Linked DNA regions of Mus musculus: all the other regions are linked to region 2. Evidence: chromatin loops called from intact Hi-C (ENCODE). Cell type or tissue: heart. All regions are shown on one strand.

Evidence for each region. Hi-C counts contacts between places; a loop is a spot of excess contacts. Peaks named below come from ENCODE experiments on the same cell type or tissue, not always from the same donor. Only the 100,000 strongest peaks of a DNase experiment are listed, where the experiment ranks them.
Region 1: it touches region 2 in a loop (3-fold over the local background); 2 of 42 quality-filtered maps call a loop at or near these places.
Region 3: it touches region 2 in a loop (3-fold over the local background); 4 of 42 quality-filtered maps call a loop at or near these places.

The regions. Positions count from the first base shown.
Region 1 is chr11:30,401,136-30,409,135 of GRCm38, forward strand. No RefSeq gene overlaps it. Among named protein-coding and RNA genes, the nearest start is that of 4930505A04Rik, 67 kb to the right of the region's middle. In heart, a CTCF peak has its summit at 4,709; DNase peaks (open chromatin) are centred at 3,866 and 4,656; H3K27ac peaks cover 1,285 bases.
Region 2 is chr11:30,514,892-30,522,891 of GRCm38, forward strand. All of the region lies in intron 3 of Acyp2 (acylphosphatase 2, muscle type), which reads right to left. Among named protein-coding and RNA genes, the nearest start is that of 4930505A04Rik, 47 kb to the left of the region's middle. In heart, a CTCF peak has its summit at 4,888 (motif pointing left); a DNase peak (open chromatin) is centred at 2,400.
Region 3 is chr11:30,645,539-30,653,538 of GRCm38, forward strand. Acyp2 (acylphosphatase 2, muscle type) reads right to left here and starts at 3,858. Exons shown (of 4, transcript NM_029344.3): 1 at 3,763-3,858. The coding sequence starts at 3,841. In heart, a CTCF peak has its summit at 3,847; a DNase peak (open chromatin) is centred at 3,743; H3K4me3 peaks cover 1,504 bases; H3K27ac peaks cover 1,362 bases.

The DNA of each region.
Region 1 (8,000 bases), 110 kb before region 2:
CTCATTGTGTCCTGGATTTCCTGGATGTTTTGAGTTAGGATCTTTTTGCATTTTGTATTTTCTTTGATTGTTGTGTTTATGTTCCCTATGGAATCTTCTGCACCTGAGATTCTCTCTTCCATCTCTTGTATTCTGTTGCTGATGCTCATATCTATGGTTCCTGATTTCTTTCCTAGGGTTTCTATCTCCAGAGTTGTCTCCATTTTGGTTTTCTTTATTGTTTCTACTTCCATTTTTAGATCCTGGATGGTTTTGTTCAATTCCATCATCTGTTTGGTAGTGGATTTTTTGTAACTCTCTAAGGGATTTTTGTGTTTCTTCTTTAAAGGCTTCTAGCTGTTACCTGTATTTTCCTGTATTTCCTTCTTAAAGTCCTCCATCATCATCATGAGAAGTGACTTTAGATCCATGTCTTGCCTTTCTGGTGGGAGAGTTTGGTTCTGATGATGCCAAGTACCCTTGGTTTCTGTTGCTTCTGTTCTTATGCTTGCCTTCTGCCATCTTATCTCATGTGCTTGCTGCCCTCAATATATCTGATTGTAGTCTGTCCTTCCTATAATCCCAGTTGATTCAGGACTCCTCTGAGTCCAGCTTTCCTTGAGATCCTTTGATTGTGGGCTCCTGTGAACCTGAGATTCTGGGTGTGTCAGAGTTATTGGCAGTCAAGCTCCTCTGAGACCCTGAAATACTTGTGTGACCCAGCTCCTGTTATCTTGGTATCCTGTTGTCCTAAGATCCTGGGCCTGTTACAGTGCCTGGAAATGGTATCTCCTTTGAAGACCATGGAGCTGTGTGGTCTGTTCAAAACCAAGGTAAACCAAAACTGATCAAAAGGAACCTGAGACTCTGGTCAGGAATGGCTCTGGTGTCCTTGTTCCTGTTTTCACAGGCCCATCACAATTGGATTGGAATTGATGTTGTGTTCCACTCACCAGTGATCCTAAGATCCCGTGGAGTGTCCTCTAGGGACAATGGGGGTGTCTGCGGACTCCGTGCCCAAGGTGACTCGGTGCTGGCGCCAACCGGAATGGACTCATCATCAAATATTTTATTAACTATTCTACTAAGCAAAAACTAGAATGGTTTTTGCTGACAAGGGAGAAACCAATGAAGAAGCTGCATTGAACTGTGAGCAAAGCAACATGAAAGGAAGAAAGTGAGGAAGACAGCAAGACACAGGAAGGGTGACAAGTATGTTTTATCATGGAATCTATGTGCAAAATTCAGCACTCTTACCTTGCCTTTATTTACCATATGAAAAAGAAAAAAGGATAATTACAAGTCTCCTGAATGCTTTATGTTGGAAAGGTGACTGACAGCAATCAAGTTCCATATTATATTTTTCCTGATGCACATTTAAAGTGAATATATATTCTTTTTATTCTCTATCTATCTATCTATCTATCTATCTATCTATCTATCTATCTCTCCCAGCATGTGCACATGGTAGGAAAGTACACTGCAACTGAGCTACATGTTCAGCTGATTAATTTATTTTAATGGGGATAAACTATGTTGTTATTGTGAAAGAACTTTACCACTCCTTGATAGTCAGTGCATACTTAGTTTTTTTCTAAGCAATATTGAATTGTGGCTTAAAATAATGAAATCTTTATGGTTCTATTTCCTCGTGATTGTTTTTCATATTGTTTCAAAGAAATGAGTCAGAGAATGTGAAGACACCCAATACTCTATGATCTTCCCATCCCTGCATAGGTTGCCCTGTTTGCAGACACATGCATATATCATACATGAATACACATGATGCATACAGACACAAACACAGCACAGACTGTTGCAGTTGCTCTTAGATGCCTATCAGAACTAGGATGGTGAGACTGACCTCGGCAATACACTTTGGTTGCAGGACATAAAGAAATCAAGCCAGAATTGAACTAGATGTTTCCTCCCTTTAGGATAGCTTTTGTAGTACCTCATGGTGCTATGAGAGAAGCTCTGGGAGAAAAGTCATCAGCAGTCTACCCAGCAGGGGCTCTCTTATGCGGTGATACTGACTTGCCAGACAAGATGTGCCCACTACTGTAATAGTGACATGACAATTATAGAGGAAATTAACTGCCCTCTGATTGGACTTGAGAACCACTCCAAAGGAGTTAATTCATGCCGATACTGTGAACATAGTCAAAAGTTCACAGCTAGGAAGGTGGGGGTAGGTAAGTGGATATTATTGCTAGATGGCTAAATGAACATGTTGTCAAACTTATTTATATTAAACATATATAAATAAGTGCTACCCACAACTTTAATCCTAGACATATTTATTTATTTATTTATTTACTTATTTACTTATTGCAGTAAATGATAGTGAATGCAGAGACTCATGGTTGGTCAAGGTGCTGAGAACTAGTCATTACTGAGTGCTCAGTCCTACATGGGGCATTTATATCATCCTTACTAAGGCTAAGGAAACATCATGGAAGAAGGGTAGAAATAATATAAGAGCTGGCTGGTGGGAAAGAAGGGCTATTATAGGGAGGGGGCTATGTTGGAGAGGAGAGCTATTTTCTGGGCATGACATGCTGTCACAATCATGAGTCCATAGCAGCTATGGTTGCTTACAATAGACCAGTGGCAGGCTGAGCTAGTCAGTGTTCAGTCATTGACAGAATAGAGGCTCATACCCTCCTTAAGGAACTTTATTGTTGGCTGCTGTTGATGGCTGCTAGGAGAGGATCATTATCTTCAGTGGTGTAGTCCTAATTGTCTTTCTATGCTTCAGTAGACAGATGCATGTCTATGTCCATGCTCACATAGACTTCTTTGGCTGCACTCAGTGGACAGCATAATAAATTAAAGCAAAGAGATATGAACATGAGAGGAGGACTGTAGGAAAGAGGACTGGTTAGTGAATGCAGGAGGGGGACAAAGAGGGTAAAAATGAGGGATGACTAGGTAGTCAGAGCTGGACAGTGGGCTACAAGAGCCTCTGTGGGCTTAGTACTTGGGTGGGCAAGATGAGAAGCCTGAACTAACTGGACCAGCACTGCTGGGTGAGAGACTCACATATGCCCTTTCCACCTCAGCAGCCTCAGGGGAGTAATTTCCCACAGAGTCTGTAAGAACATGTACTGAAAGCATGTAAAGTGACCTGACCTTAGAAGTCTTAAATGATTGTTTCTGACGGACTCTGCTGTTCTAAGCAGTCACAACACTTGCATGATTATAAAGGAGGCCCAAAGCCTCCATCATTCAGAAGTGTCAGAAAGTTCAGTGTTTTCAAGCTACCACAGTATGTGGGAATAAAGGAGAAGGACAGCTAAGAGATCCAAACAGACTTCAAAGGTCTCAGAAGCCAGCATTGGGCTAAGGAGGAGGGAGCCTGAGGTGAATTAGGACATGTTACACTGCTGGTGTGATGGAGTTTTGGATAGCTGACTTCACTGCCCCTCTTACCCACTGCCACATCTTAATGAGTACAAGAGTAAGCTACTTCACACGTTGATCAGGATTTTTGCCAAGATATAAGGCTTCTAATACAGCACCAGACATTGCCCCAGTGAATACACTTAAGCAAATTGTGTTTACAATGCACTTCCACACACATTAGCTCATTTATTTCTCACCGGACACATCTGTTGCAGCTGTTCAAATGACCATCGTGTAACAGATGAAGGACTGTGACCCTGAGAGGTCAGGTAACATTTTGAATGTCACACAGCTGGGGGCTGTGGATAGTGATAGTAATAGTGGAGGTTTGGAAACTTGTTTTTCTACTCTCACAGAGTCAACCCTTCCCATGGCTGTGCAGCTGCTTCGAAAATAGGAGCATGCTTTGAGACCACTCCTGTGCCCACCCACACTGTGGGACCAGGCTCCTGGCAAAACCACTGTATTGTTGACATTTCGGCTGTTCTCCCAGGAGATGCCACTGAAGCTGCCTCCACCCTCACCCACCATGGGCATGTCTGAAATGTATTAGCTGTGATAGCAGGTATGTGCCTGCAGGCACCCAGCTGCCATGCTGGAGATATAGAGACTGCTGCTTTTGTTCTGGAACAGAGGAGTGGGTATGACCTTTTCTCCATGGCTAAGAACAACACACAAGTCAGACACATCAAAGTACAGCTATTCTCTAGAAGAATATACCAGGCCCAGCTGTGCCTGCCCCAGACAGCTGCTTGAAATCCTGAAGAAGGACATGCCTGACTTTCCTGTGACCAGCAAAGCTCTTCTCACTTCCTGGGAGTTCCATCTCAGCCTTCCTCAATTTTCTGTTCTGGGAAGAGGGGTTCAAAATTTACAAGGAAATATTCAAACTGACATTTTTGCTTCCTGAACAGCCCTCAAAACTGACCAATATGAGAATAGTCATCAATTGACGCATCAGAGACTGCAAATGCCCAGAAAGGACTAGCATGTTTGCTGCTTCCGATTAAAGGTCATCCCTACCCCAGGCTCTGAGGAATTTTTTTCTGAATCCTGAAGAAGGAAAAGATCTAATTCCTGTCATAACATACTTCAGAAAGCAAGAGGCAGCCAGAAATTCTCAATCATCTGAGGGATCTTTGAAAATCCTGCTTTGGGTGGAGTGACATTTGCTAGCAATGACAACAGTGAGGTTGGCAGGCAGCCCTGGGTGCAGCCAGAGAAATCCAAGCATACTGTTTCTTTGGGGTCTGTATCTCAACACTTCCAGGAAGTTCCTGAGATCAGCGGGAACTCTGTCCTGGCTTGGGGAATCACCCCACCCCCAGGCTTCCTTTGCAACTCCACCACAACAGAACTTTGTTCTAAAAAGAGCCCAGTGGGGCCTCTTGACCTTGCCACAGCTAATGGGGAATCTGTGTGCAGAACCACTCACAGACAAGTTTACTTCGCTCCTTCCCAGTATAGAATGGGAGGAATAGGAGCCTTGAACAGTAAAACCAAGTCATTCCTATTAACTGTGATATGATAGGTCTGCATTTGCAATTTACTAGTTTTTACACATTTTAATCACTAAAAATGAGTAATATCCACAATACAACTTAAAAGGTTTTTCAAAGCATTTTTGGAATTAACAATGAATAATTTCCACAACACTCCTTCCTCCTATGAAAATGTAATTTCAACATAATAAAACTGTAGATGGCAATATACACATTGTAAGCTAACGTATGGAACTACTGCTCTGTGCTATGGTGAAGTCAACAACTCCGCTGGAAGCAAGGTGAAAGGACAAGCCACTCATCATTGTTCATGCAAGCAAACGTCCATGGCTCTCAAGAACTCTGGCATCATTTTCTGATTGGCACCAGGAGAAACATCAGCATGACATTGATGCACAAACTACCCAAGGGCCTGGGAAGGCAAATACTACATATTAGAAAAACAGAAAGCAAATGCACTTCAGGGGTATGCCTTTCCTGTCCTTCAAAACAGTGTTTCTCCAGAAGCAGAAAGTCATCGCTGTACTTTAAATAGCCATTTTAATTTGCCTATTAAATTTGCACAAAGAAGCTGTCCATGCATCTCTGTAGAGAAAATGCTTACTATGCAGCTGACACTGAGTTCAGTCTCGGGAATCGCAGAGCCCACTACACAAACTGTCCTGGCATCCACACATGTACGGTGGCAAGTTCGGGCCCACAGATATAAACACTAATGATAACTTAAAAGTTTTTCCATATGATCCTACTGTAAAGATGAAATAATTAAGTTCCATGTCTTCAGACTTGCCAATCTTACAGCATATCAAATCTACTGTCTTTTATTTTCTTAGAATTTATCAATCATAATTCTTGTTATTCTTATCAGCATTGCTACTACATTACTCTTGCATTGTGAATCAGAAACCAATGTTTAATAGAACACCCAAGATACAATTTGCAAAACAAGAAAATCAAGAAGAGGGAAGACTAATGGGTGGATACTTCATTCCTCCTTAGAATAGGGAACAAAATACCCATGAAAGGAGTTACAGAGACAAAGTTTGGAGCTAAGACAAAAGGCTGGACTATCCAGAGACTACCCCACCCATCCCATAATCAGCCACCAAACCCAGACACTATTGCATATGCCAGAAAGATTTTGCTGAAGGGACCCTGTTATAGTTGTCTCGTATGAGGCTATGCTAGTGCCTGGCAAATACAGAAGTGGATGCTCACAGTCAGCTATAAGATGGAACACAAGGCCCCCAATGGAGAAGCTAGAGAAAGCACCCAAGGAGCTGAAGGGGTCTGCAACCCTATAAGTGGAACAACAATATGAACTAACCAGTACCCCCAGAGCTCCTGTCTCTAGCTTCATGTGTATCAGAAGATTGCCTAGTTGGCCGTGGTTGGGAAGAGAGGCCCCTTGGTCTTGCAAACTTTATATGCCCCAGTACAGGGGAATGCCAGGGCCAAGAAGCTGTAGGGGAGTAGGGCAGAGAGAGGGTATAAGGAACTTTTGGGATACCATTTGAAATGTATATAAAGAAAATATCTAATAAAAAAAAAAGAGGAAGAGGAGGAGGAGGAGGAAGAGGAAGAAGAAGAAGAAGAGGAAGAAGAAGAAGAAGAAGAGGAAGAAGAAGAAGAAGAAGAAGAAGAAGAAGAAGAAGAAGAAGAAGAAGAAGAAGAAGAAGAAAAGAAGAAGAAGAAGAAGAAGACACTGAACCAAAGATACCAGCTGTCAGTTTCAGGACTTCTTGTTATTTAGGAAAGAAAAAAAGATCTTTTTAAATGCCATGTATATTTGAATTCTTCTATTTAAAGTATAGCTGAGAAAATCCATTAAAAATGTAGCCTTTAAAGTTAAGGTAACCTTACACTCATCAGTTATTAAATATCAGCTACAACCCTATATGAAGTCATAGACTCTATTGGAGAACCTACTACTACCAGATTCCTAAACAAGTATCATTTCTAACTGTACTCAAACTACTTATTCTTTTTTTTTCAATTAAGAACTTTTTTTTAAATTAGGTATTTTCCTCGTTTACATTTTCAATGCTATCCCAAAGGTCCCCCATACCCACCCCCCCAATCCCCTACCCACCAACTCCCCCTTTTTGGCCCTGGCGTTCCCCTGTACTGGGGCATATAAAGTTTGCAAGTCCAATGGGCCTCTCTTTGCAGTGATGGCCGACTAGGCCATCTTTCTATACATATGCAGCTAGAGTTAAGGGCTCCAGGGTACTGGTTAGTTCATAATGTTGTTCCACCTATAGGGTTGCAGATCCCTTTAGCTCCTTGAGTACTTTCTCTAGCTCCTCCATTGGGGGCCCTGTGATCCATCCAATAGCTGACTGTGAGCATTCACTTCTGTGTTTGCTAGGCCCCGGCATAGTCTCACAAGAGAGAGCTATATCTGGGTCCTTTCAGCAAAATCTTGTTAGTGTATGCAATGGTGTCAGCATTTGGAAGCTGATTATGGGATGGATCCCTGCACATGGCAATCACTAGATGGTCCATCCTTTCGTCACAGCTCCAAATTTTGTCTCTGTAACTCCTTCCATGGGTGTTTTGTTCCCATTTCTAAGAAAGGGTAAAGTGTCCACACTTTGGTCTTCGTTCTTCTTGAATTTCATGCGTTTGGCAAGTTGTATCTTATATCTTGGGTATCCTAAGTTTCTGGGCTAATATCCACTTATCAGTGAGTACATATTGTGAGAGTTCCTTTGTGATTGGGTTACTTCACTTAGGATGATACCCTCCAGGTCCATCCATTTGCCTAGGAATTTCATAAATTCATTTTTTTAATAGCTGAGTAGTATTCCGTTGTGTAAATGTACCACATTTTCTGTATCCATTCCTCTGTTGAGGGGCATCTGGGTTCTTTCCAGCTTCTGTCTATTATAAACAAGGCTGCTATGAACATAGTGGAGCATGTGTTCTTCTTACCGGTTGGGACATCTTCTGGATATATGCCCAGGAGAGGTATTGCGGGATCCTCCAGTAGTACTATGTCCAATTTTCTGAGGAACCGCCAGACTGATTTCCAGAGTGGTTGTACAAGCTTGCAATCCCACCAACAATGGAGGAGTGTTCCCCTTTCTCCACATCCTCGCCAGCATC
Region 2 (8,000 bases):
TAGAATACCCAAGATACAATTTGCAAAACACATGAAACTCAAGAAGGAAGACCAAAGTGTGGATACTTTGTTCCTTCTTAGAATGGGGAACAAAATACCTATGGAAGGAGTTATAGTGACAAAGTTTGGAGCTGATATGGAAGGAATGACCATCCAGAGACTGCCTCACCTGGGGATCCATCCCATAAACAACCACCAAACCCAGACACTATTGCATATGCCAGCAAGATTTTGCTGACAGGACCCTGATATAGCTGTCTCATATGAGGATATGCCAGTGCCTGGCAAATACAGAAGTGGATGCTTACAGTTATCTATTAAATGGAATACAGGGCCCACAATGAAGGAGCTAAAGAAAGTACTCAAGGAGCTAGAGGGGTCTGCAACTCTATAGGAGGAACAACAATATGAACTAACCAGTACCCCCCAGAGCTTGTGTCTCTAGGTGAATATGTAGCATCCCTATCAGGCCATCAAAGGGAAGAGAGGCTCTTGGTCTTGTGAAGATTATATGCCCCAGAACAGGGGAATGCCAGGGCCAGGAAGTGGGAGTGGGTGGCTTTGGGAGCAGAGCTTGGGGGAGGGTATAGGGGACTTTCTGGATAGCATTTGAAATGTAAATGGAGAAAATATCTAATAAGAAAATGTAAAAAAGAACCAAATAAAAAACCCCCCAAAACCAATATTTTATAAGAAAGCTCTATGATTTATAGCACAGTTTTTGTCTTTGAAACAGGATAATGTGTGTGTGTGTGTGTGTGTGTGTGTGTGTGTGTGTGTGTGGTGTGTGTGTGTGTGTACAGAAAACCAATCTATAATTAAAGGAACTCAGGACATTTCATGCTGTAAACTCAGGTTGAAAACTGCCCTATTAACCTACCATTGAGCAAAGTTACAGAAAGTAAAGTCTATGGAGAAATCACATACGGAAACAGCACCAGCAACACTGCCTCCCCTGTGTTTCAAGTGAGTATTACCTGCAGAAAGTAGGAGTGTGTGAGTTCCTAGGTGATGTGAAAACTGCTATCTAACTACTACCCTTGACTGAAACAAGGAGATGAAATTAAAGCACTAGAAAGCTAACATTAGCAATAATTCATAGCAGTTCTATTTCCTGGAACTCAAGTGGAATTATCCTTTCAGATATCTCTGAAGTGAAAAAGCAGACAGTAAGAAAAGACAGCAAATGAATTAGAAGCTAATGTGGTACTTGCCAATCTCAACCTTTTGAGCTAGCATTCATAGTGGAAAGACAGTGCATAACATTTGTGTTATTCTTGCTTATCAAACAGGCCTCTTTATTCAGTTATATGTGAATAAATATTTTATTATAAAAATAAATTTTTAAATAGTATTTTGATAACATGCCAAAAAATTTGTCCAGGAAACCCCAAATCATGCACAATTAACCTGAAACTAGATTCTTCATCTTTAAAAAGAGAGTCCTACTACTGTCATCACAGAGATCATGGAAAGGCTGAAGACCGTGTTTGGTTGTGAATCACTTAATCGAACATCTAGGTCACATAGTAGGCTCTTAATAAGTGTTACTGAAGTCAAGTGTCCACTGCCTTTTCTCATTTAGAAAGCTCTGGGATCTCCAGAGTTATGTACTTCTAGGGAAATTCCATCCCCAAGGCCCCCTAGTCTTGGCAGAAGCACTTCTCAGCTGTAGCGTAGACTGTCCTGTCACCCAGCATCTTCAAATTAGTAAGTCTGGGAAACTATCCTGGGATAATTCAGGTCAAAGTTCAAAATTCATGTAGATATCACTGACTGTAAAAGCCTAAATTACATTTGAAATCTTAAGTCCAAGGCAATTCAGGGAAATGTAGCTCCTAACTTTGTTGGGTCTGAAATAAAAGAACAGCAAAAGGAGTTTGGACTGGAAGTTGAGGAGGTAAACATACCGTGCTACTGTTGTTCAATAAAACCATATGCTATGGGATTCAGAAGTAGTAGATGTCTTTTGTTTGTTACTAGTGTTCAGTTTTTACTCTCTAATTTTGCCGGAGCCAGCTCCTCATATCTGAAGGAACTCCAGCATCGTTGAGTCAACTGAATAGAAGCAGAAACATACAGGTAAAGGAACTTCCAAATGCTGCTGGGACCAAGTAAAAAGTAAACTGAAGAGTGGTTTGTGAACCTTCGCAAGACAGCATTACTGATGCGGTTTGAGTGGAAACCAGGTTAGAACTGTTTGAGGGGTGATGGTGGAGCAAGAAATGGAGACAGCAAGAACAGACAAAGCTCCTGAGCTGTCTGACTATAGAAGGGGAGACACTGTAGAAGAAGAGACAGAACAGCTTCAGAGAGCTTCGGGGTTCTGCTGATGGCCAGTCCAGCCAGCCTAGATTTCGAATTCAATACCTTTGGATATCTCTGAACATCCTGTCCCAGAAGTGTACTGAGGAGGGCTGTATTAAGGACACACAGTTCAGTATGTTCTCTGTCCCAGATATGTTAAGATCTATTCCTACAGGAAGGAAGCCAAATGAAAAAATGAGTTGGCCAGACACTCTTGTATTTTTAACCTTTACCCTGACTTTTCCATTTTCCTCAAAAAAAATGCTCTTAAGCAAATTGAGGCTAATGCCATTAGCAGATGGAGGACTATTAGCCAGTTTAGAGTCAAGTGCAAGCCCACCCATAGCAGAGGTCCTACGGTAAGCATCTTTATGGACTTCTTCCTAGCTCTATTTTGTGCTCCTCCCTTATTTTCATTCTTAAGTATCCACTCTCTTGTTAGCAGCTTAATATGTTCTTACACATCATTTTAAAATCTATATGGAAGAAAACAACAGTATAATAGATATATAAAGATATGATCCCTTCCCCTTCCCTGATACTAATTCTGTAACTGTCTCAATGGAAACCACAGGTTATCTATAGACTTGTGTTTTATGACCAACTTTGCTAGAGACCCTTTTCCACTAAAGGAAGGAACACAATGTTCTTCTATCACAAAAACATGTAGTTTTAGGACAGTGGGCTCTGCAATCGCAATCCAGCTCTTGGTCCAGAAAGACTGGAGTCAGACTGGACTGATTCTCCGAGGGCTGTGCCTGTGTGCAAGCAGACGCATCCCCTTGGCAATCAATCACTCTGAAAACAGTTTGCAGACAAAGGAATCTCATGTCCTAACAGATAGTTTGTACAAAATCATTATGTGCATACTTACACTTTTATTTTCAATCATTCATTCAGCCCCACATGTGTCAAGCTAAATATGTCACATTCTGCCCCAAATGTGTCATAGTCAGCTCCAAATGCATGAAATAGTGAAAACACAATTTAAGCCCAGCATTGAGGCAAATACCCAGTTAACATGTGCTTCATTTCCAGGGAAACTTGGGTCTCCTGGGCAGAAATTATAAAGAAAAATACTAAAAATTTATAGCAAGATAATTTTAGCTTAGGATATTATAGCTTACTTTTAGACCTAGGATATAAATCAAGAAGCATATAAACAAAAACCATAAAAAGGATGCTTGCTTGCCTCTGTTACAACTCACTTATTCGAAAAAAGAAAATAATTAGCTTGTAGGGCCTAATTACTCTTTTATAACTTTTGTTTAAATACATTTAATTGAATTTGTCTAGAGAAAAAAAATACAGAACTTGAAGCATTTTCCACAATCATGTTGATTTTTCCATCAAAGCTCCTGGCTTTCTCACCAGGCATTCTAATTTGTAATAATACGGTCCTATTTTTCATTTTAGGCTTTACCCCATAGTTCCAGAGTCTAGAATTAACCCCTATATCACAAAACTGAGCACAGGAGCTTCTCCAAACCCTCCTATGACTTCTGTCACATACTCTCTTGCTGTTCTAGTTCTAAGATAAATTTTGTTTAGCCTCCACTATCAATTCATCTGTACCTGTCTTGGGTATTGTTCATCTCATAGCCTATTTACCCACATAGTTATTTATGTTCACATAAAACCTATGAATGATGCATCTGTGAACCATGCATTGTGCACTCTGGTACCACCATTGACATAGTTTATATATGCTACTTAATTTCAGATAAATTGAATTCATTTAGGTAAGAAGCTTTCTGAAACCGGAAGTGTGAGATTTTTGGGAATTGAAATCGAACCTTTTGTTTTAAGCTGTAACAACAAGGTTAATTATAACTGGACTCTGTGGTGCCAATGATCCTTCTTAGTGGGAGTTCTTTTTACTTTGCTGAGACCTTTGGCTTAATTCATCTCCCTCTTTACTCCCTGACTTAGCAGGAAAGCTTTAGATAGATGTATGCCCACTGAGTCCACTTGATTGTTCAGATCTATCACCTCTACCTGCTTCCATGCCTCTGCCCATTCTCATACCCCTTACCCAATGTGTTCTCTTGCATCCTAGAACCTGCCAGGATGTCAATAGTTATAGGTTGTTAGCCATCTGTACAGCCCATCAACTTTGGTTTGAATTTTATTTTCATGTCTCTCTTCTTTTTCATCCTTATCACACCCAAAGTCAAGCTCTTATCTGTTTGCCAGAAATACAAATTAAACTTGCTTCTGAGGCACAGAGAAGTCTTAGCAACTGCTGTGGAAGACTTGAAATTTGTCCCTTTCCTACCAGTGTTTGGCTCCATACATCTTTTATTGTTGGATCTCATTGAGTTGCAGTGAAGTCTCAGAAAGAAAGTAAAAACCAAAAATCACAATTTGTATATCATCTTTATTACAGTTAAAATTTATCTTAAAATAGCCACAAAAGATGTGTCAAATGCTTAATAAGAGTCATTAAAGGGGCTGGAGAGATGGCTCAGAGGTTAAAAGCACTGACTGCTTTTCCAGATGTCATGAGTTCAATTCCCTGCAACCACATGGTGACTCAAAACCATCTGTAATAGAATCTGATGCCCTCTTCTGGTGTGTCTGAAGACAGCTACAGTGTACTCATATAAATGTAATAAAGAAATCTTTTTTAAAAAAAGAGTTATTAAATACCTATTCTGTACTCTGTGTTAGGCAAACAAGGCAATCAGGAAGACTGCCTGTCTCCAGTGAACTCTAGTCTGATGGGAGAGACACATGATTATAATGTGGCAAGATGACACAATGACAAAGAATGCATGACATGTGGGATGCCTGGGAAGCATAAGTTTTGTTGGAAGACTTGTATATTGCGATGAAAACTTAGGAAAGGATAAATTAGACATTTGAAAACAAGGAGTATGCCTGGAGAATGTATGTTTGTAACCTCTTTAAAGTAATTTATCTACACAAGGATGGGAAAGGAGAATTGTGTAATCATTGAAGTTTCAGCTTTTTCTTACAGCAAGGATGCATGCTGTATAAATGTAAATGTAAGATATATAATAAGCAACATAGCAATTGTTTTATAAGCTACTGTAATATGTAGGTCTAAGGATATGCTTAATGTTGCATTTTATTGATTAAGTGCTAATTAATAAGAATTTATATTGTCAGAACTTACTTGCTCTTACCAAATGTTCTATTAGGCAAGCCAAGCAGAGCTGGATGTTTGTCATCAAGCAGAGTATGTTGACACTCCCATTTACATACACGGAACTCATTTAGTATGTTGGCTTTTATAGATCTGCTCCATCATTGTTGTGTTTGGTATTTCTTAGAAAGGTCAGTGTTCAATACTGAGGCCATCTATGCATTGACAGCTACCAGGTTTTCTGGCAGCACAGCCCTAAATGTGTTGAAATAAAACACAGAATTTGCCACTCTAAAAATATTCTATAATTTTAGGGAAAATTGAAAAAACTGTTTCTCTTGACTTAATATTGGAAACTAGAAGTCTAGTGGTTGTGTTCTCTTTTCTTTTCTTTTCTTTTTTTTTTTTAAAGAATTATTTGTTTATTGTATGTACATTTGTATACTGCAGCTGTCTTCAGACACACCAGAAGAAGGCATCAGATCCCATTACAGAGAGTTGTGAGCCACCATGTGGTTGCTGGGATTTGAACTCAGGACCTCTGGAAGAGCAGTCAGTGCTCTTAGCCGCTGAGCCATCTCTCCAGCCCCGTGTTCTCTTTTCAAAGTTAACAGCTGCAGAGACTTATCCATGTCAGTTCCCATGGTACTGTATCTTTTTTTTCTTAGTTCTGTGACAGGGCTGCATTTAGCCTCGGATGGCATGGAACTGACTATGAAGCTAAGGCTAAATTTCTGATTCTCTTGTTTCCACCTCTTAAGTGCTGCAGTCACAAGCATGCATCACCAGGATTTACAAAAAGCCTTACCTTAGTAAATACAGGGAGAGTGGCTACATTAAGCTCATCTAGTAGAGCTGGATCATTTCAAAGCACATTTGATTAGAGTACTTAGTAAAATCAAGTTATTTAGGAGAGGAAGTTCTGTTTTCTTCTTCATGTACTATCTTACAGAGAACTTTAAAATAATATTAAGGACAGTTAATATGGTTTAGAGAATTCTAGACCATTTCAGTGCAGGTTGCCATGGTGTTATTTTTTTTTTTAAATAGCTGAGCCCTGTTCTTTCTTTGGTACCATAAAATAACATTAAAAATATAAAACATGTCCATATTATAAATACCTTATTACTTAGATTTAATTAACATATTTTTCTTTTCCTGTGCTTAGACAAGAATGTTTAACCCATTGGAATATGGTAAACAAATTTTAGCAAGTAAAGCCAATTCTTTTTTTTTTTTTTCTTTTTCCTTTTTCCTTTTTCTTTCCCTGTAACATTGTTAGGTTGCTCTGAGTATTTCAGTTTGTCACATGACATTAAAAGCACCATACCCATGGAAGCAGAAACTGGACCTGAGATGTCACCCTCCTCTTTTGTGTCTATGTTAGATACTGCCCCTAGCCTCTATAATGTTTTAAATTCCCACATATAAAGTGGCTTATATAAAACAGATTGACTATTGCTCTATGCACTATCCATCCATTGGTGCAGGAACTCAATAGGAAAAAAAAAAAAGATATCCTAATGTTAGTTCATTTTCAACAAGAAATGGTTTAAATCCCCTGGGCTTTTCTTTTAGTTTAGAGAACAAAGGTTTTATGGTCTCAGTATGATGTTGATCTTTATAAAGCTCAAGAGATCTTTATAAAACTAAACATTTGTGTGCGCTGCAAGTTCTTGATTTTAGTTCTTAAAATAACTGCTGTAACTATTGGTGATACAGCTCTTCCTTCCCTGCTTTTATTGGCTAAGGATGAAATATGCTCAGGAGTATTCAGGCGTAAAGATGTAGCAATATCAAGTAATGATGCCTGAGATAAACTGTGTATCTCCTAGGCACTGTGTACCTTCCTTTGGATTTTTTTTTCATAACAGAAGAACATTCTAGGGTCTCAGGAGGTGGCAATAAGAACAAATTAAAATACGGAAAGTATGGCTGTTGTGATGAATTTGCAATCTTTAAGATATTTAGAATGCACATTTAACATCAGGATCAGTCTGTAAAAATTGGATTCTGTTATTGAACTATTTCATATATGCAGATTAGGAAGATGACGTGGCCCAGATAAACCATGTCAGAGGCATGACATAACCAGAATGTAGACTCTACCTGCTATTCAGGGCAAGCCATTTGTTCATAATTCAGTGTTTAGATAATTTTGGACACACTACTTAACCACTAAGACATCAAAGAGCTAGCATTGTTTGAAGGCAAGCACAGGGAGAATGCAGTCCTGAGATAGACTCAGGACTATCTGCTGTTGACTTACTAAGAAAGGAAGAGACACATGCTCCTAGAATAAGGACGCAGGTGAGCTGGCCTAGCTCCTCAATCATTTCCTAGTTTCTAACAGCCTCTAGCAAAATCCAAGGTCAATCTAGTTTCTAGGAAATAAAAAGTCTACCAGGTCACAGAAGTCTAGAGCCACAGCTATACACAGACACTTCACTATTCCATTTCTTATGGCTTCTTCAGACCTACCATGGGCAGGCTACACCTGTTAATACCTGTTTCTTCAACCCTGATATTTAATTATTTCAATACAATAGTAACAATACAATCATTGATCACTGATCACCAT
Region 3 (8,000 bases), 130 kb after region 2:
AAAACTGTGTGAACAGTCATATTCAACCTAAACCTCCACTCTAAGGAACTATATCAATAAACTCAGCTTGATTCAGATTTATGTTCATTCTACCATTATCCTTTACCCTTAAAACCCATTTCCACACATTACCAGATTCTGCTTGAATGAATTAGCAAACTCATTAAGCTCTTTAGTAATATAGCATACCTCTTTATGAACTATGCTCGCTACCTCTCCTCTAAGAGCCTGCTCTACTTAAGTCTAGTTATAGGTCTAGAGGCAACTATTGGTGGGCCTTGAAGAATACCAGTATTGCCTCTCCTGGCATTTCCTCCAAAGAAAGTCACTGCTGATTTAGCAGGCAATGAAGGATTAATTTCCTCACTCAAAGGAAGGGTATGGGTTGTGAAATCATCTTCTGCTGAGGATGGAGACACTACTTTCTCAAGTGAGATAAACCCTTGAGAATTCAAGGGTTCAAAGTTCTCAGCTTAATGGGGTCCTCCCACACATCGTCATCCAAAGCCACAGGATCCCATTCTTTACCAATCAAGGCCCTTACTTAAACACCAATACTCCTTCAAAGCTGGGACCTGTAATTCAGTTAACCTTATAATAAGGACCTCAGTTTGATTTTGTGAAACTTGAGTTCTGTAGCTGCTGGAGAGAAGAGTTTCTCCAGATCACATTTAGAAACCTTTAGTCTGTTTATGTGCATCTGGAGCTGGTCAATTTTATCACTGAGTGCATTGTTGTCCTTCACCATACTTGGAGATGCTAGGAGTTGCTTAATTTTATCACAGAGCTCATTCCTTTCCTTTATCAATCCAGAGATCTAGGAGCAACAACCAACATTGTCATTTTCCTTATTTTTCCATAGATTGTCAAAAGTTTTATATACAGAGTCATCAAATCCTTTACACCTTACAATTTGTGAATCAAGATAATCAAATGCATTTACCTCAATTTCGTAAAATAGGTCATACCATGGATTTTCATCTTTCTTCCAGGAGGAGCTTTAGTAATTATAGGTACTGGCAAATTGGAAAGCCTATTCTAGATACTTAAAAAAATTCATCCTTGGGCGGGAGAGATGGCTCGGTGGTTAAGAGCACTGACTGCTCTTCCAGAGGTCCTGAGTTCAATTCCCAGCAACCACATGGTGGCTCACAACCATCTGTAATGGGATCCCATGCCCTCTTCTGGTGTCTGAAGAGAGCAATTGTGTACTCATATACATAAAATAAATAAATGGGGCAGAGGTGAGCAGGGCCAAATCGAGAGAAAAAAAAAAACAACTCATCCTTATACTTCTATTGCCCTACAACCAATTCTAATACCAAAATCTGTATTAATCAGGATTCTCCAGAGTAACAGAATTTACAGAATGAGTCTATGTATATAGAAAGCAAATTTATTAGAATGACTTACAGGCTGTGGTCCAACAAGTCCAACAATGACTGCCTATGACTGAAAAGTCCAAGAATACAGTAGTTGCTCAGACCACAAGACTAGATGTCTCAGCTGGTCTTCAGTATACACCAGAATCACAAAGATCACAAAGAATCACTCTAATGCCAGTGAAGGAATGGACTTGCTAGCAGCCATTCGAAGGCAAGCAAGAAAAGACAGCAAGCTTCCTTCTTCCATGCCCTCCCTGAGAAGGCAAGGCCCAGATTAGAGGTGGGTGGGTGTTTCTACTCCAAAAAAATTGAATTAAAGATGTGTCTGATCATCTCAAAGATCAGGATTAGAAGTGAATCTTCCCACTTCAAATTAAGCAAAACACCTCTCAGGTATTCTCTCCATTTTTAGGTTTTAGTTAATTCCAAACATGGTCAGGTTACCAGAGTATCAAAAGTACTAACCAGGCTCAATACCACTTAGCCATGATTCCTAATATCCTTTCTAAAAGTACAGACTCATCAGTAACTTTTCAAATTTTCTGCTTACTCATGCAGTCTTTCCCACACCTGACCTAACAGTTGTCTGCTGTGATCTTCCTACGTCTCTTTCCACAGCAAATCTCTGAAACAAAGGCTCATTATAAACACACTTTCATCCATCCTTAATCTTACCCTGTATACATTGCCACAAAATGTAAAATATCAACAGAATATCAAAATAAAAAGATAATATTCTTCCTCCCCCTTTAGACAAGGATCCATTTTTAAAAATCCAGTTTTCCCACTTAGAAATAAATTTCCAATACAAACTCACATTTAAAATCTACTAATGGTTATCACTAAAGCTTATTGATAAAGGAAGTTAAGAAAAGTATCCCATAGTATCCCCCCACCCCATGCACACACACAACAGCACATCTGAGGTGGGATTGGGGATGGAGATAAAAGAAATTCTCATGCATACCAAACAATGGAATAAAATTATGTGGAGAAGGTAGAATGGAAATCCGACTCAAACAGGAAGTAATATCCTCGTTAAAGGGCACACGCCTTTAATCCCAGCACTTGGGAGACAGAGGCAGGAGGATTTCTGAGATCGAGGCCAGCCTGGTCTACAAAGTGAGTTCCAGGACAGCCAGGGCTATACAGAGAAACCGAGTCTCAAGCCCCCGCCCCACCCCCCAAAAAAGAGAAAAAATAAAGAGAAAAAGAAAAAGAAAGAGAAGGAGGAGGAGGAGGAGGAGGAGGAGGAGGAGGAGGAGGAGAAAGAGGAAAAGGAAAAGGGAAAGGGAAAGAGAAAGAGAAAGAGAAAAGAGAAAGAGAAAGAGAAAGAGAAAGAGAAAGAGAAAGAGAAAGAGAAAGAGAAAGAGAAAGAGAAAGAGAAAGAGAAAGAGAAGGAGAAGGAGAAGGAAAAGGAAAAGGAAAAAGAAAAAGAAAAAGAAAAAGAAAAAGAAAAAGAAAAAGAAAAAGAAAAAGAAAAAGAAAAAGAAAAAGAAAAAGAAAAAGAAAAAGAAAAAGAAAAAGAAAAAGAAAAAGAAAGGCATTATTTTTATGTTGAAGACCGGAACCTGCATTACAGGCTTATAAGGACTAGCTCGTCCTTGGTCTGGTACAGAGCAGAGCACCCATTCCAGGGCTTGGTGACTATTAAGCAAGCACTCTACTGAGCTACATTTCCAGTCTCAAAAAGTTTTCTTCTTTTAAATGGATGATATACATTAAATAGTTACAGTATTTATACGCCATTAGATAATTTTCTCAAGTGTATAGACCAGCCTGGTCTTGAACTCAAATATCCACCTTCTTCTGCATAAGGACTACATGCACTACTATGTCAAGTTGCGTTAGAAAAAATTAAAAGAATGTTTTAACGTTTTAAATTACAAATATAAAGATTTAAAGTAAGTCAGACATTATATTCTATGCATCTATTTAAGCTTATAATCAAACAAAAATTTTAAAACTTCACTTAAATGGCCTGGGAGTGTACTTCAGCAATCTAGTACGCAAATGTAAGACTGTGCATAAATATATAAGGTTCAATCTCCAAAACCCAGGAAGGAAAAATTGCTAGCTGGAGAGGGGCTACAACCTCTGACAAAGTAAATCACCCAGTATCATTCAGGTACCCTTGCTTTTCTGCCGCACTTAGGCGTCCCCCACCCCCATCCTATAGGCTTGCAGCGTCCTCTTCGGGAACCCAGGGTGACCTCCCTCCGCCCCGCGCTAGCCCGTTCTCCCCGCCCCGGGCTGCTGTGTCATGGCTGAGCGGAAGTCGCTGCCTCAGTGAGAAGAACCGTCCCTAAAATGGATGGCATAAGCTTCCTCCTCTCCCTCCCACGGCCTCGTCTTGGCATCCCAGGTCAGACCGTACCTTGCACTGTCCCGAACACTTCGTAGTCCACAGACTTGAGCAGCTCGGTCATGGCGGCCAGCCTTCTCCCGAGCAGCATTAGCTGGGTATGTGGCGCGGAGACTGCGACAGCCGCCAGGGGAGGAAGACTTATGGGCTCTGGGACCGACGCCCAGAAGCCAAGACAAGAGCGCGCTGGGTCATGCGTAAGAAGATGGCAGATGACCGTTGTACACAGTGAGGGCGACGGGACACCCGGCGCTCGGGCTCCCTAGCAGGGTGCTCCCTCTCTGCGTTCCCCAGGACCCGGTTCTCTAAAGAAAACGGAGGTCGGGCATGTGAGGGGATTAAACCAACTAATATCTACCCACCGACGTTTATTTGACACAAAAAAGGTTTTGTTTTGTTTTTTCTATAAGGATGAAAATAAGAGGGTGACTTGTTGAGAGGACAGAGCGGGTAAAGTCTAAGTGGGTAGAGATGAGAAGGATAATAGGGGGAAAATTACCAAAATTCATTATATGCAAGGATAAAATGTCAAAGAATTTTTAAGTTTTAGGTGATTTTATATAGGTACACTGTAAAGAATACATAGTATACCCATGGGTACACTGTAAGGAGATTAATTCAAGCTAATTAACTTTCATCTCTGATTTCATTTAAGATTTCAACGATTTTAAATATATATCATTCTTAACTATACTCACCATTGTGCAAATATATGATAATCTCCACTTCATATGAAGAAAATGTGTGCCCTTGAAACAATATCCCCATTTCCAACATCCTGAGGTGGACATTTGAAATGAAGGACCTGCTTAGCTTAGTGGCACAAAGGGTATTTGGTCAGTGTGCTGGCTAGTCTTGGCACAAGCTAGAGTAATCTTAGAGGAGAGAACCTCAAGTGAGAAAATGCCTCCATAAGATCTAGCCATAAGGCATTTTCTTAATTAGTGATTGATGGGGGGGTGGGGGAGGGAGCAGTGGAACCCAGCCAGTTGTGGGTGATGCCATCCCTAGTCCAGGGATCCTGGGTTCTATAAGAAAGCAGGCTGAGTAAGCCATGTGGAACAAGTCAGTAACCAGTCCCCACCCCCACCCCACCCCCCATGCCTCTACATCATCTCTAGGTTCCTGCCTTGTTTGAGTCCCTATCCTGATATGTACAGTGCTGTGGAGGTATAAGCCAAATAAACATTTTCCTCCCCCAAGCTGCTTTTTGGTCATTGTGTTTCATGGCAGCAATAAAAACCTTAACTAAGACAGACAATGAATCAATTCTGAAATGTTCTGACGGTGCCAAATCTGTGGTGATTCTGAGATAAAGTTAGGCTTGATCTTTTCATTCAGGCTGATGAATCTGAAAGGTGCCTTGTGGTGATTTGGCTAGCTTTGTTGCCCATACAGACTGTGTTTGAATACTTGGGCCCATGGGAAGTGGCATTATGAGGAGATATGGCCTTAGTGGAGAAAGTGTGTCCCTGTAGAGGCAGGGCTTTGAGGTCTCCTATGCTCAAGTTATGCCCAGTATGGAATCCTGTCACCTCTTAGTTACCTTCAGACAAAGATGTAGAATTCTCAGTTCCTCTGGCACCATGTGAGCCTGCGTGTTGCCATGCTTCTGGCCATGATAATGGACTAAATCTCTGAAATTGTAAACTAGCACCAATTAAATGTTTGCTTCCATAACAGTTGCCATGGTCATGACATCTCTTCACAGCAATAGAAATCCTAAGAAATACCTCAATCTCTATTATAACTAGATGTGATGCTGTGTAAGATGAGAATTTTTAACAATTTTATCTAATGCCAATGGAAACAGACTTACAGTCATTCTGTCTGTTGTTATACAGTTTTGTTTTCATGGTCTTGATTATTATTCAGAGATATTTCAATTGTCTGGGACAGTTAAAACAGGCTATATCTGAAGAACTGTATTTCCTAGTGAGCTATTTGAAGTCTTCTAGTAACCCATCACTTCAGATAATAAGGATAGAATTTTCAATAATCTGCCTTCTAAATTTCAAATACTTTTTTGTTTGTTTGTTTTTTTCAAGACAGGGTTTCTCTGTGTAGCCCTGGCTGTCCTGGAACTCACTCTGTAGATCAGGCTGGCCTTGAACTCAGAAATTCGACTGCCTCTGCCTCACAAGTGCTGGGATTAAAGGCGTGTGCCACCACGCCCAGCTTCAAATACTTTTATATTTGAGAATTTGCAATTCTCTATTTGTTGGCCTTAATACTTTTATATTTCTTTGCATCTGTGCATATTGAAGAATCTACTACCACTTAATTAAATACTTTGTGCCCTTTCTATCTGGGAACACACACACATACACACACACACAGAAAGAGAGAGAGAGAGAGAGAGAGAGAGAGAGAGAGAGAGAGAGAGAGAGAGAGAGAGAGAGAGAGATCAGGGCCAGACAAAGTGGCATACTCCTTTAATTCCAACTCTGGAGAGGCACAGGCAAGCTGATCTCTTGTGAGTATGAGGCCAGCCTAGTTTACATACTGAGATCCAGGCCAGCTAAGGCTACATGATGAGACCTTGTATCAAAATAGTTACTTTAAAACTTGGGCAGAGTGTGGTTAAATCATTTTTTTAAATAAGATATGTTCTAGAAGGGCTAGCCTGAATAAATTTACCTAATGAAGGTCTTGATATTGCAGAGACTTCTCTTCTTCTCATCTCCCAAGTTACTTCATGAAGACTATTGCTTTAAATTCTGCCCATTACATTCAGAACCGAATCTAAGGTGTCCAGCCTCCACTAGCCTGTAATTGTGTGCTTCCCCAAATCCTGAAGATGGCCCACTGCCACGAGTTCATAGTACAACATAATAAAATCTCTGAAACCTATGTTGCCTGGAATGCGCACCCACCTCCACCTACCACCCCACCCCACCCACTTCGTGTTCTCCCTGTGGTGCTCTGGAATGCCTCCGGGTGCGTCCAGATCTTCTCTGTGGTGCTCAGTGGTTAGATCTTGCCCTAGTCCTTCACTGCATTTTCCCCATTAGTTGTAGATCTTAAAAATCAATGACTGGGAAGGAGACATTTTCCTTTTCTTAATCAACCTTTAACTTCTGTCCACATTTACCCAGGAGTGTCTCTGCCAGCTATTATGTAGTTCTATTTTAACTTTAGAAGTGCTATAGCAACAACTGACATTTGCATAGCTAAAAAATGTACCGTCTGTCAACAGCTGAACATTGGTCAATAGAAATTTTTATGTACCATTTCAGCATGGATTGCTAATAAAATGTGATTCTAAGACTAGAATTTTAAGCAAATGTTTCTACTATTAAGAAATTTTAGCTGGGCAGTGGTGGTGCATGCCTTTAATCCCAGTATTCGGGAGGCAGAGGCAAGTGGATTTCTGAGTTGGAGGCCAGCCTGGCCTACAGAGTGAGCTCCAGGACAGCCAGGGCTACACAGAGAAACCCTGTCTCAAAAAAACAAAACAAAAAAGAAAGAAAGAAAGAAAGAAAGAAAGAAAGAAAGAAAGAAAGAAAGAAAGAAAGAAAGAAAGAAAGAAGAAATTTTAAATACGAAAGAATTAAAGAATTAGAAAAAAATTAGAAAATAAAATCAGTCATCCATGATCTTAACACATCTAATACATTTTCTTTCTGTCTCTCATATGTGTGTGTATACATATATATGTCTGTGCATGTATATATATGTATATATATACATGTGTGTATATATATAAATCCTTTCAGCAAGAACTCAACTATAACATGAATATAAAGCATACATGCTTTAAGTATGAACTGAATTTTTGTTCTGTTTTTCATATAATAGTCTTTCTAGTAAATAATTTTATGATATTAACTGTATATAACCATGAATTAACCTACAAAGCATCTGTTATTGCACATTTGGGCTGCTTTTCATTTTCACTATCATAAAAAATATTATGAAAAAACTATGTATGTAGCTTCCTTTCTTTCTCTTTAGCATAGTCAGAAGCTAGGTCTCACAGTGTAACCACCTTAGACTTTCAATCCTCCTGCCTCAGATGCTGAAAAAGTCTTTAACAAAATTTAACACCCCTTCATTGTAAAATGTCTTGGAGAGGTCAGGCATGCAAGGTGCACATCTAAACACAGTAAAGTTAATATACAAAAAATCAGTAGCCAACATAAAAATTAAATAAAATATTTCCATTAAAATCAGGGACAACATAAAGCTGTCTATTCTCTCAATTTCTCTTCAATATAGTACTAGAAGTTTGAGCCAGAGCAATAAGA